Linked DNA regions of Homo sapiens: all the other regions are linked to region 1. A link is an interaction called in ENCODE POLR2A ChIA-PET data of the cell type or tissue named here. Cell type or tissue: GM12878. All regions are shown on one strand. Links, peaks and the distances in the headings refer to the core of each region. The heading gives the core; the rest is flanking DNA.

What was found. ChIA-PET counts read pairs that join two places held together with the same protein. Peaks named below come from ENCODE experiments on the same cell type or tissue, not always from the same donor. Only the 100,000 strongest peaks of a DNase experiment are listed, where the experiment ranks them.
Region 2: POLR2A ChIA-PET joins it to region 1 with 6 read pairs; 1 of 35 experiments calls an interaction of 5 or more read pairs at or near these places.
Region 3: POLR2A ChIA-PET joins it to region 1 with 5 read pairs; 2 of 35 experiments call an interaction of 5 or more read pairs at or near these places.

The regions. Positions count from the first base shown.
Region 1 is chr1:51,441,342-51,447,447 of GRCh38, forward strand. It overlaps EPS15 (epidermal growth factor receptor pathway substrate 15), which reads right to left. Exons shown (of 25, transcript NM_001981.3): 10 at 5,619-5,764; 11 at 3,548-3,704. Among named protein-coding and RNA genes, the nearest start is that of EPS15-AS1, 74 kb to the right of the region's middle. In GM12878, for the core only: no CTCF peak of the experiment used is centred there; a DNase peak (open chromatin) is centred at 2,991; H3K27ac peaks cover 1,974 bases.
Region 2 is chr1:51,266,432-51,270,431 of GRCh38, forward strand. It overlaps RNF11 (ring finger protein 11), which reads left to right. Exons shown (of 3, transcript NM_014372.5): 2 at 3,525-3,694. Among named protein-coding and RNA genes, the nearest start is that of RNF11, 32 kb to the left of the region's middle. In GM12878, for the core only: no CTCF peak of the experiment used is centred there; DNase peaks (open chromatin) are centred at 1,750 and 2,210; H3K4me3 peaks cover 1,121 bases; H3K27ac peaks cover 2,449 bases.
Region 3 is chr1:51,811,015-51,815,014 of GRCh38, forward strand. It overlaps NRDC (nardilysin convertase), which reads right to left. Exons shown (of 31, transcript NM_001101662.2): 12 at 3,679-3,799; 13 at 3,537-3,595; 14 at 3,021-3,075; 15 at 980-1,084. Among named protein-coding and RNA genes, the nearest start is that of MIR761, 23 kb to the right of the region's middle. In GM12878, for the core only: no CTCF peak of the experiment used is centred there; no DNase peak of the experiment used is centred there.

The sequences.
Region 1 (6,106 bases), core at 898-4,897:
ACTATCACTGATGCCCCAGATAGCTAGCTGAAGTCAGAGCGAAAAGATAAATGCTTCCTCAAACATTTCATCTACACCCAATGCTACAACCAGATTAACAAATAACAGGATAATTACCATCTGGAAATGTTAAAACTGAGGCCTGAACATTTAAAAACTAAGATATACTGCTGACTTTATATAACAGAACATAAGACTTTGTGTTAATACTTATGTTGTTGTATAGTTAATTTACGTCAACAACTTGCACAACAGAAGAAACCTAAAAGCACACAATATCCCATCTCCTCATATTTATATACTCATTTACAATTCACTAAGCACTTTAAATTCCACTAGTTAATTCTCAAAACTAATCTGAAAAGTGGGTAGTAGGTAGGGCAGATATTGTTATTAACCCCATCTTAGAACTGAAGAAACAGATTAAATAACTTGCTCAAAGTTGAACCCAGCCAATACGTAGTTTAATCAAGAGTCTTCCGATTTAAGTGCTATTTCACGCAATGCCCCCAGTGGCACTTGCATATCAAGATCATTTCGGTAAATGAAATTATTACTCTAAAAGTAAATTTGATAAAACAGGTACATCAATAAAATTTGGCAAGTAATTCCTTCTGTATTTCTTTATGCCACACTGCAGTTTTAGTACTGAGCTGTTTTGACTATCAGTACCAAAACTCATCTACAAAGGTTTAATACTAATCTCAATTTTATATTAATTACAGCTTTGTATGAAATATACCTCCTATTTTCTGTGTTCCACTGATACACAAAAACTTATCAGTGTTAAATTAAATTAGATATTTTAAAGTGGATTTCTGAATGTGACAATTATTCACTAGTATTTTAACTCTATCTAAACTTGACCTATGAGCTAGGCCTGGCCAGACAGCTAAACAAAATGAAACATTAGCACTTGGTCTCACTTTTATCAGCAAGAGTAAATTACTTCACTTAAATGCTATCAGAAATTTGCTATCAGAGGTGCAAATGTACCAAAGAACTTGTGACTACCACATCTCCTCTGTCACTCTAACTCAAAAAAAGGTGACTCACATTTTATAGTCTTGCCTGTAAAAATATCATCAAATAAGAAGACAAAGTGAGACAAATTAGTTTAACCTCAAACAAGTTAGAAAGTGACACCCCAGATACTGAAAAAAGTTTAGTTAATATTTTATGTAGCATTTGAAGGGTATATGAGAAAAAATATGTAGCATGTCCCCTTCTTTCAAAATGTTTTCTCTTACCCTATTCTTGTGCATTACACAAAAATTCTACTTTGGTGATGTTAAGTGGATCAGAGAGCCTAGGGAAGGCAGACTAAAATGCACACAAGGACCAAGTGACATGTGACAAAAGCATGCTGTTTAGGAATTTTCTTTTTTTTGCTGAATAAAAAACCTCTCATTTCAAAATGTATCTTGTAAACCAAAAACCACAAAGCTAAAAAAGGCATAAAGTAAAGCTCTAACCTTGAGAGAGAGTAGAGTTAAGAAACTGACAGTACAAGAAAGGCGAAAAGCAGAGTGCTGCAGAATGGAAAAAATAGTCCAAACTAGAAAAAACACAGAAAGGAAAGCAACATTCAAAAAAGGATTAGTCAAAGCTGCAAAAAATGCAGTACTAAAAAAACCAGATTAAAGAGAAAAGAGGTTATTTGAAAGATAAAACAATGCAAGTTTTCATTTTTAAAGTTAAAATTTTGGGTTAATAGATAAGATAGCAGTGATAAATTCCCATTTCAATGAATAATACTGGTATCTGACATAAATAGACAAACGTATCTATGATCTAGTGAATGAACTTCAGACAAATCTACTAAATTAAAAACTATACCTCATGCAACTTCAAGCATCTACTAACATAGACTTCAAACTTTTAATTTGCTTCAGAAATTTCTGTCATATCTAAAATTTGTGTTGGTAGGCAATTGAATAGGTTATAAAATGAAGAAGGCAGAAAAAAAAAAAGCAGTCTGCATAGGTGAAAGAAAGCATGAAACAACACAGTATTCCATAACTGAGGTACAGTTATATAGCAAAGAGCAAAAATGCATATTCAGTAACCTTTATCCTTCTGGGTGGCATCACTTTCAGCCTTTTCCACAACTTAAGGGACTCATGTCATACATCATAAGGAATCAAAAAATTCACAAAAAGGCCCCCCCCATAACTCACAAAGCAGATAATAAAATATTTATTTTATTACAAATAAGGACAAAAACTTCTATAAGTAACTCTCCATACCTGGTAGCTATAAATTCCATTTAGCTTACCAAAAAAATCCAATTTTCTTTCTTTCTTTCTTTCTTTCTTTTTTTAAGAGACAGGGTCTTGCTCTGTTGCCCCGGCTGGAGTGTAGCAGTTGGATCTTACTTAGCTCACTGCAACCTCAAACTCCTGGGTTCAAGTGATCCTCCTGCCTCAGCCTCCCGAGTAGCTAGAACTACAGGTACACGCCAACGCACCTGGCTAATTTTTTTGTTTTTGTTTTGTAGAGACAGGGTCTTGCTATGTTGCCCAGGAACTCCTGGCCTCAAGTGATCCTCCCACCTCGGACTCACAAAATACTGGGTTTACAGGTGTGAGCCACTGTGCTTGGTCCCAATTTGGTTTTTATTAATCTTTTTAAAATGGGATTTTTAAGAACCATGTGACAAAATTAATGCAAAACCCAAAATATTCTATGATATTTTAAAGAGCTCTCCTCATACCACACATTTGACAACTCTTATTACTGTATAACAACCCTGAAAAATCTCCACAGCCATGGTTATACTTTATAGGCCATAAGAGATTTAAAAATACAAAGTATTTATTTTTAAAGGCAAATAGCCACTATGGTATGCAAGTCCTTTCAAAGGTCTATTAAAGGCCAAGATATTGCAAATGCATCATACTAGGAAGGGTTTCTACATGAGGAGAGAAAAATCAAGGCATGACTAAAACAATGAAGTTTTGAAAATTCTCACTGCTGTCCAGAAACCAAAACTAGGTAAAACCCACTTCTAGCTGTTCAAATATGAAGTTCAGTGGTATACTCAGGAACAAAAGGTCACCTACAGCAAAAACCGCACAGATACATCCTCAACATAATGTTTTCCTTGGAGGCTTTTTTGATGTAAAATTGACACCAAGCAACCATCATATGCAAGATTCTGTTTTCAAATCTGTATCATTTTATGTAAGAGTGAATCATCAAGTGAAACACAATAATTTAATTTTTATAGCTTTCCTTTTATAATCTATTCATAAAACTTAATTCACAAATCCAGGAAAGGAAAAATAAGCCCACATTTTCCAATTTTAAGACTGGAAATATAGTTGTCATGTTTAATGAATGGGGTAAACAAGCTACTGGCCAAGGATGTTATACAAGGCACTCCAGCATATTTATAGGCACAAACTAAACCACAAACAGTATACTGTTCTGCTCTTAGCCAGATACATTTTCTCTTCTATTTCATCCAAATTGAATCTGTAATTCGACATAGTATTGTTCCTTTGAAATTAATACATTCAGGTTTCCTTTTAAGCTTTCTTACCTTTTGTAAACTGGCCCTGTCTGATGGTGGAATCATTTCAGGAGTAAGAACGTGAGGAGGATCAATGCCCTTGATTAACTTCTGACTGATTAAGTGAAAAGCCAAGGCAAACTGATCCTTTGAAAGCTTCCCACAGTCCTTTGTGTCGCATAATGACCTGCACAAATAAACAAAATGAATGGTATGTAAGTGCCACAACTGCAAAAAGTCCAGAGAAAAAGTACCACTATGCAGCTTTTTTAAAATAATGAGGTGAATTTAAAAAGACAGTCACACCAACTTGCAGGTTATTAAAAACTCACTCAACTGTTCGAAGAGGTAGATCAGCTAAGATGGTAAAAAGAGAATGTTCACCCTGGTGCTGAGCAGGAGCCTCTAATCTGGGTTTACACTTTGTGTTTTCTTACCAATTTTCAGAACCACTATACAGTAAAAGTTGTGGTGGGCCAAAGAATCCTAACATTCCTTACACCCAACATTTTTAACATTAAAAGATATTAAAGATAAAATCTAAGTCTCAACAAATTTGATTCACTGGTGGCATTAGAAGGATTCTAAAACAAGCACAATTTTGATATTGCTATGCCTCCTGCAACTCTTGGAGTAGGAGGATACAAGGATCACCAAGCCAAAGCAGAATAAACAGCTGCAAATGGAAATCACATGTGAGGAAAAGGCAGCAATCTGGAAAGCTTTACACAATCACTTGAAGAGAAACTGCAAAGGTTTTACTCTACTTTCTTTTTCTGTAATTAAAAAAAAAAAAAGCTCAGCTTTCTGAAATCCTGATCTGTTTAATGCACTGAAGGCCAGTAGGGCCTGATGAAAAGACTACATAAGTAAAAAGACTACATGTCACATAGATCTTAAATTCCAGCTTTTCTACTTATTTCTTCTTATAACCTTGGCTAAGTTTTTTAACCTCTCCAAATCTTAGTTTCCTCATCTATAAAGTGGAGATGATAACACCCATCTTGCGAAATTACTATGAGAATTAAAGACAGGATATATAAAAAGCTTAGGCATAACATTAAGCCCGTGACAACTGCCATTTATTGAGTATAGTGCCTACCCTAGGCACTCAATAGTGGCAGCTACTACTAGTTATGCATATTTAATCTTTCCCAGTCTTGGGTTCTTGTTTCTTTTAAGGCAGATCTACTTACTGTCTGCCTCCCTTCTTTTCTAAGTTTCTCTTTACAACCATGTGGCCCCACTTGTGACGTTTCTGCCTCTTGAAAACCTGAAGATAACCTCTGGTATCGTTAGGTGGATTGGCGGCAGACAAACTATAAAGCATTTTCATATACATTATCTCATTTTCTGTGAAATTCATTAAAGACACTAGGGTTTGCCTTTTCAAGGACCAAGTATGTTATTCCTATGTGAAGGTATGAAAGTATACATATACACTATAAAATTATGCAGGTATGCCTTGAAGATACTGTTTTTTACATTGTTTAAATTTCAGATATCTGGATTCTCTCTGAAAATTTTAAGTTTAATTGATATAAACAGAAGCTGGATTTTAACATTCTAATAACAATTAACTGACACTGTCATTCTTTTTTTTTTTTTTTTTGAGATGGAGTTTCATTCTTGTTGCCCAGGCTGGAGTGCAATGGCGTGATCTCAGCTCACTGCAACCTCCACCTCCCAGGTTCAAGCAATTCTCCTGCCTCACCCTCCCGAGTAGCTGGAACTACAGGCGCACACCACCATGTCTGGCTAATTTTTTGTGTTTTTAGTAGAGACAGCTTTTCACCATGTTGGCCAAGCTGGTCTCAAACTCCCGACCTCAGGTGATCCACCCACCTCGGCCTCCCAAAGTGCTGGGATTACAGGCGTGAGCCACCATGCCCAGCGGATGCTGTCAATCTTATAAAGCTTCAGGTAACCCATTCTCAAGCTTTTGTCCATTAGCCAGAAGAATTCTTCAGATTCTGATTTTCTCTATAAAAAATTCTGAAACAAAAACTGTCCTATTTACAAATGACTAAAAATCAAAATGCAGAAACTGGAATTGATACAAAACCATATTTTTAAAAAATCAATTCAAATAAAGTCTTACCATATATGGGCTAGTAAGGTAGAAGGTAAACCTGTTTTCAAGAATATTTCACGGACCTCCAATCCAGACACAAATCCGTCCATATCTTTATCAGTTTTCAGGAAGATTTCATCATATTTAGCTTTTTCTGCAGGGGATACAACCCACTACAGGGAGGAAAAAAAACAGTATTTCTGCCAAAATGAAACAAACTTTGAAGTGTCACTCTTTCAATCCATTACAATATCCATCACAAATTCTGAACAATTCTACCCTACTAACTCAGAGCAACAATGTATCACTTCCATATGACATCTCAATCAAAATGCTGTGGGGAAGAGAAAATAACAGAAGAAAATACAGGTCAGTTAGGACTTATCCATAGGTGCACATTTTTACTTTTTTTTAAGAAATGAGTAAATTCAAACATAGTTAACTCTTGACTAATGCCCACATTAATATAGGTAACTGAAAGTCTGTATAAACAAAATACTCAGATAATTCTCAAT
Region 2 (4,000 bases), core at 1-4,000, 180 kb before region 1:
TTTCTTTTTCTTATTGTTATTTAATCCAAATCATTAGCAGTTTTTCTTTTTTCTTTTTCTTTCACTTTGTCACCCAGTCTGGAGTGTAGTGGTGTGATCTCGTCTCACTGTAGCTCAACCTCCTGGGCTCAAGCGATCCTGCTGCCTCAGTCCCCGAGGTAGCTGGGACTACAGGTGTACATCACCACTTCTGGCTAATTTTTGTATCTTTTATAGAGACGGGGTTTCACCATGTTGCCCAGGCTGGTCTCAAACTCCTGAGCTCAAGCTATCCGCCTGTCTTGGCCTTCCAAACTGCAAGGATTACAGGCGTGAGCCACTGTGCCAGGCGCATTAGCAATTTTTCATAGCATATCTACAAAGTTCTAATATGTATATAATGTATATTACAAGAACATAAGTGCTTTGATTTAGGTTATTCAGTTATATAATTATGTTGAGTCCCAACTGTGTGCCAGATACCGTGCTGAGTAGGTAGTAAACATTGGTAAGCAAAACAGACATAGCCCCTGCCCTTATCAGACTACCCACATAGCCCGGACACAGTGGCTCTCACCTGTAATCTCAGCACTTTGGGAGGCCAAGGCTAGAGGATCGCTTGAGGCCAGGAGTTTGGTCAGCCTGGTCAGCGAGACACTGTTTCTACCAAAACAAAAAAATTGCTGGGCATGGTGTTGTGTACCTGTAATCCCAGCTACTGGGGAGGCTGCAGTGGGAGGATTACTTGAGCCTAGAAGTTGGAGGTTGCAGTGAGATGTGTTTGTATACCTTTTGTCATTAGGTCCATATTTAGGCCCTGAAATAGGCTAATCAAAATATTTATTTATTTTTCATTTGTTTTCAGCTGGGGACGAAACACAGTAGCTTTGCAAATATAAAGTGGGAGCACAACCTAGCACTGGCGTTGGAGGTCCTCAAAACAGTCCCCAGGTTTGGTGATTCAATAGGAGGGCTCTTAGGACTTAGTATATAATCTTACTCACATCTATGATTTGTTACAGCAAAGAATCAAAGCAAAATCAGCTAAGGGGAAAGGTGCTTTGGTCTAAAGGGAACTAAGCACAAGCTTCCAAGAGTTATCTCCTAGTGGAGTCACACAGGACATGCTTAATTCCTTCAACATATATGAAAGGTTTTCTGCCAGAGAAGCTCATTTGGAGACTCAGTGCCCCAGGTACTGATTAGGCACCCACTGCCTAGCATATGACAAAATTCCTGATTCTCAGAGGGGAAGCAGGTGTTGAACATAAACCATATAGTGTTCGCAGATAGGGAATGGTGGGAACCACCCCCAAATCCATATCTTTTTTTGTTGTTAAGATGGAGTCTCTCTCTGTTGCCCAGGCTAGAGTACAGTGGCAAGATCTTGGCTCACTGCAACCTCTGCCTCCCGGGTTAAAGCAGTTCTCTTGCCTCAGCTTACTGAGTAGCTGGGATTACAGGCGTGCACCACCACGCCCAGCTAATTTTAGTATTTTTAGTAGAGATGGTGTTTTACCATGTTGGCCAGGCTGGTCTCGAACTCCTGACCTCAGGTGATACGCCTGCCTCGGCCTTTCAAAGTTCTGGGATTACACGCATGAGCTACCATGCCCAGCCATCACATCTTTTAAAATTGTTGTTTTTATACCCCTGTCTAATCTTCTACTCACTCAGTGTCTGTTAGCCAACAATTGAATCAGGATTCCATTTTGCTGCCTAGAAAATCAGTGGCTGTCTAGTTATGAAACAATTGATAACTCAGATATCAAGCCATTTTAAAACAAGTATCATGGGAATTAAAATTTAAAATTAGGCATGTGTGGTAAGAAGGGTGAGGCCACATTCATCTTTAAAATATCAGGAGGTCTTAGTCATTTCCTTTCCTCTATGGTTTTCTGAACCATGTAAACTGAAATTAGATTGTTCAATCATTTTAAATATCTAAAAGATATAGAGAGGGTTCCTTTGTTTTAACAAAAAAATACCAAAGGAGAAAATACACTCATAACGTGAATTAAAATATAGTTTTTATTTTCTTCTTTAATGTTTATTAATGTTTCCCCGTAAAGTAGAACTTTCCTTTTCTGTTCTGCTTTCTGTGTTCTCTACACGTATGTGAACCACAAGACTGAAGAAATCTAGCCTCTGAAAAACCCATAGTTGGAGTTTATTTTCTCTAAAACAATTTAGTTATTTTTGTTTGTTAGGTTCAAGGATTTAAGAGACCCTTTATATTATCTTAGTCTTAAACCAATTTGTTCCCAGTTTGCGTGTGGATGACAGCTCATCAAAACTGGTCAACTAGGACTGAGGCTAAGATTCAGGAAGGTAATTTAGACTGGAAATGGTAATTCAAGGGTTGAAGAACTCAGAGCTGGCAGAGATCACAACAGAGTCCAAGAGTTTGTAGTATTCAAAGAGAAGCCAGAAAGCCAGGACCAAAGCCAAGGACAGTAGCACTTAGCTTAAAGTCTGCAAAGCAGAGAATCATGATGGGGAGAATCATGACGTTGGGGAGATGTTAGAATAATTTACAAATATTGGCATTTACAAAGCTCTTAGTTATCTCATGATTATATCAACTCTTTAAAGTGGGTACTGTTATCTGCTTTATTCAAAGACATTAAGAGACTTGGTCCAAGCAATCACAGTAAGTAGCCGAGCTGAGACTGAAATCTTATAATTTAATTCTTCAGACTGAAAATCTCATCTTCTGAGATAGTAGTGTTTTTCAGACTGCTCTGTTGATTCTGAGGATTCTGCAAAGGTAACCAAGGTGAGGGCTTGGGGATGGGGAGCCTCATCCCTTCTAGGCCACACTCCATCCCAGCTTCATTCCATCAGAGTTGCTCAGTTTTAAATATTATTATAGGCCAGGCACCATGGCTCAACCCTGTGGCCCCACTACTCAGGAGGCTGAGGTTGGAGGATTGCTTGAGCCCAGGGGGTTGAGTTTACAGTAAGTTGTGTTTGTGCCACTGCACTTAAGCCTGGGCAACAGAGGGAGACCCTATCTCAAAAAAAGGTGGGGGTTATACACACGATTCCTTTGAATTGTTTTGTTGTGTAAAAAATCAGTTGGATTAGGAGCAGCAGAATTCTAATTTCAGTATTGTCAATTAGTGACTGTAGGCAAGCTTGGTCCTATGAAATGGGAAAGTTAGTCTTAGATAACTTTTAGATTTATTTTTGCCATAGTCCAGTCCATTTAAAAAGTTTTAAAAATTATTTTTAGAGATGAGGTCTTGCTATGTTGTCCAGGCTGGTCTCTTATCATGTGGAAATAGTTCATTTAACATTCCATGCCAGTTCAGTGAAGTCTGTGTTTATATCCTTTAGGCAGAATGAGAATGTTTTGGTGTGTGTATGTTTTATTCTAGTAGCTGAAGTTAAGGCAGGGTGAAACACAGTCATACAGCCAAACACTAGCCCAGCTTCCTACCCCTCCCAGGGCTCCCTTTCCCTTCTATCTCTGACCAAAAAATAAGCCCTCGAAAGGTTTTTAAAAAATAATCTTTTTCCTCTATATTTTAATATTTTAGGAACAAGTTCCAGTTCCAGTCTACCACCCAACACCTAGCCAGACTCGGCTAGCAACTCAGCTGACTGAAGAGGAACAAATTAGGATAGCTCAAAGAATAGGTCTTATACAACATCTGCCTAAAGGAGTTTATGACCCTGGAAGAGATGGATCAGAAAAAAAGATCCGGGAGTAAGTTTTAATTAATTTGTACATTTCAAAGTTTTATTTTCAGATTGCTTTTGAAAAATTTGCCTTTTCTCCTGCACTTTAGAAAGTCAGACATTTAATATATTGAAACACTTCGCTTAATGCAAGAGAATGTTTAATTTTTTTTCATAGCTCTATTACTGGCTACTAGCAAGAGAATGTTATGTAGTAATTAAGAATTTTCACAGGCCGAGCACAGTGGCTTATGCCTGTAATCCCAGCACTTTGGGAGGCTGAGGTCGGGGGATCACTTGAGGCCAGGAGTTCGAGACCAACCTGGCCAACATG
Region 3 (4,000 bases), core at 1-4,000, 370 kb after region 1:
TAAGGACTAAACAGAATTTTGTGGCTTGGTTTGGAGCCCTAACTACTACTTAAACACCATTTATTTAAGTATAAAACAACAAATGGTGGTTCAGAAAAAAACACAACCAGCCACTACCAGGCACAACCATCCTAGTGACATGGCAAGAATGTGTGGTTGTTCCTTCCTCCTTTACCTTTCCCTGTCCTCTTTAAAATTAATAGTTTAGGAACGTCTATGCTAAAATATCTCAAGGAATGCCCTATAATTTCTTAATCTCAGCACTATGAACATCTTGTGTCAAATAACTATGGTAGGATCCTGCCTTCTGCATTATAGGACATTGAGCAGCATCCCTGGCTTCCACCCACTGGATCCCAGGAGCACCCCACGCCCCACCCTGAGTTGTGACAACCAAAATGTCTCCGGACAGTGATAAATATCCCCTGGAAGGCAAAAGTCACCTCTGGTTGACGCGCGCTAGCCTGTATGAAACAAAATGACTTATTCTCCACTAGTGAAGGAATGACCCTGACCGACAATGTATTGGCATGTAACATTATCCCTAAGTCATATGTTTCTAATTCGGGAACCTTACATTTTTTTAATAAATATTTTCAAAATGATTAAAAATTTAATTGTCCTGACTCTCCAACTGAATTAAAAGGTAAGCTAAACAACTACGTATTTTTCACAGGGAAACCACATAATTCTTAGGAATCACTTCATCTATTGCAGTAGATGTTTCAACATTTGAAAATTATTAAAATAGGACCTAACAAGTACTGAGTTTGATTTTCTCCTTATATTAAAACTTAATTATGTAAAAGAACCATGAGAAATTATTCACAAAACTGTTGATACTTCTGTTTAAACAAACAAAAATCCTGACTAAATATAACTAAGTTTTCTTCGTTCCCATGGTTCTTAAATACATCTTCGTACTTTCTCACCCTCCTCTTCCCCTAAAAGTAAGTTTTAGACGTATAAACCTCCTTACTTCTGGCTTGTATTCAAAAAGAAGCTGATCTCCAGTGAGAATGTCCTGCAATGGGTACAGCTGCATGTTCTCACACATGTTTTCCACATACTCAACTGGATCTGTCTGTAAAGAGGTAAATTATTTCACACCAGAACTTCTCCATTATTATATTTGATTTACCACAACATACAAATACTTTCTCCCTTTCTTATTAACAATAAAACCAAAAGCTTCTGAACAGATACAACGAGATATAATTGCAGCTTAAGAATCTGATGCTCAGTAGGCTGGACATAGTGGCTCACGCCTGTAATCCCAGCATTTGGGAGACAGAGGTGGTTAGATTACTTGAGACCAGCCTGGGCAACATGGCGAAACCCTGTCTTTACAAAAAATGCAAAAATAAGCCAGGTGTGGCAGTACACGCCTGTAGTGTCAGCTCCTTGGGGAGCTGAGGTGGGAGGGATGCTTGAGCCCAGGAGGTTGAAGCTGCAGTGAGCTGAGATCGTGCCACCATACTCCAGCATGGGCAACAAAGCAAGACCCTATCTCCAAAAAAAAAAAATTCTAAGAAAATATAGCCATAGCTACTCCCTTAGGGAGCTTAAACTCATACCCTTCATGCATCACTCTGAGCCCTATAACCCATTAGGTTCTAGTCATATCACAGCCTCTTCATGAGAGCAATTACCACACTGGACTATGAATGCCTGTTTACCAGTCAAGTGCCCCACATGATTATGTGAGCAATAAAGACAGGCAACCTATCACTACAGCACTATCGTCTAAACACTATTTGTAAGCATGAATCAAATCAATGTAGAAATCAAAATGTGTTGGGCCGGGCACAGTGGCTCATGCCTGTAGTTCCAGCTATTTGGGAGGCTGAGGCAGGAGAATAGCTTGAACCTGGGAGGCGGAGGTTGCAGTGAGCCAAGATCATGCCACCGCACTCCTGCCCAGATGACAGAGCAAGACTCTGTCTCAAAAAAAAAAAAAAAAAAAAAAAATCAAAATGTGTTGACTGGGCATGGTGGCTCATGCCTGTGATCCTACCACTTTGGGAGGCCAATGAGGGAGGATAACTTGAGCCCAGTTTGAGGTAAGCCTGGGCAACACAGCAAGACCCTGTCTCTAATTAAAATTTTAAAAAAATTAAAATGTGACTGTCAGATAAAAGTCTTGCGATAAGAAGTTATATTAATAAAAATATTATTTTAATTTAAAACTGAAAGAATGACCACTTGTTCACTGATACATGAAATGGAAATATTTTTCCAGAGGAACGTAGTCAATTCAAGTATTTACCGAGCACCCAGATACACAGACTCTTAAAACTGACAGGTCCTTCAGATACCAAGTGGTTCCAGTCCCATGTTTTACAATGAGGAAACATAGTCGGATTTTTCCTGACTAGATGGCTAGATGGCTTGCCTAAGGTCACACAGTGAGTAAACGACAGGCAGAGCGGACATCAGAACTCTGACCTCATAACATATCCCATACGCTTCCCAAAACACCACACTGCCCAGTCCTTTACTAGATGCCTGGGCTCAAGCAACCTGCCTGCTCGACCTCCCAAAATGCTTGGATTACAGGCATGAGCCACAGTGCCCAGCCTGTGAGCCTATTTCAATCAAGGAAAATGCTCTCCTTCCCCTGAATTCCAAAGCACAATGTTTCTAACATTATACATGGTAAATATAAATTACCTTATAGAATGTCTTCACAATATTTGAATTCCCAAAATATTAAATACCATAACAAGTCTCCATGAATGTTTATTGAAGGGATAGATGGATGACTATGTAGATAAATGATTACCACACAACATCATCTGTGTCATCTGCTTAATCCTCTCACTGCCTTATCTTACTCAATATAAATACTCAAAAACCCAATAGTTAATTTTCAGATAGCTTCAAGGCCACCTGGAGACTCACATGACACAGAATGACAGAATTAAAACTCCACCGACACTTTCAAAAAGAGGAACAATGTCTACACCAGCTTCAACTCAGTCACAGATAACATGCAAAAAGAATTTGACTTCCAGTACCTGTTCTTGGTAATGAAATTCATTATCCTCAATTTTCCGAATCTCTTCAAAAATTCTGTGAAGGAGAAAACTATAATTAGAAGATACATTAAAATTTCTGCCTACTTGAGGGAGAAGGGCGGGAGGAGGGAGAGGATCAGAAAAGGTAACTATTGGGTAGTAGGCTTAGTACCTGGGTGACAAAATAATCTGTACAACAAACCACCGTGACACAAGTTTACCTACATAACAAACCTGCACATATACCCCTGAACCTAGAATAAAAGTTTAAAAAATTCTCAATAGAAGCATCAACAATAAAAGAGAAGCGTGAAAATAAAGGGACTGCCCACATATGTGTAAAGCCTTAGTATACAATCACATGTAGAGGGATAAGGATATGGAGTCAATAAAGGAAATAGAGCAGAAAATGCCTGAAAAACCATCAAGGCAAGACTAAAGCATGTCTACCGGCAGCCTGAAGCCTCAAATATACCAGGACTGGCTCCTGGCCTCATTCCAGGAAGTGTTTATTACCTTTTTTCTGGGCCTAGCTTCTGCAGCATTTTTAAATACTGAAAGACAGTGTAAGCAACCTGAAAACAAAACATCCAATTAGTCTTTTGCATAAAGTGATATCTACGTAAAAGGAAAAAACAACTGAATTTGAATTATTTACCTCATAAAAATGTTCATAACCCTCATCAGTCAATGTAATAGAAATGCTGAACACTGAATAAGTAGAATTTTGCTCAAATCCTGTCTCACCATTTCCACCAAACAGTGCAAGAGCCCAGCATCTACAGGTGGGGAAAAAATTAACCCAATCAATGTTCCTGGATTGACAGTCTACAGACATTCAAATTAACAAAATATAGAGGCTTTCTATGTAAAATGTGGAAATCTCAGCCTTTGAATGTAAACATATACTTTCCAACAGTAAATCTAAAAGTGCAAATTTTAAAAGCACAAAGCCTCCCAAGGAATTGTGGTACATTTAG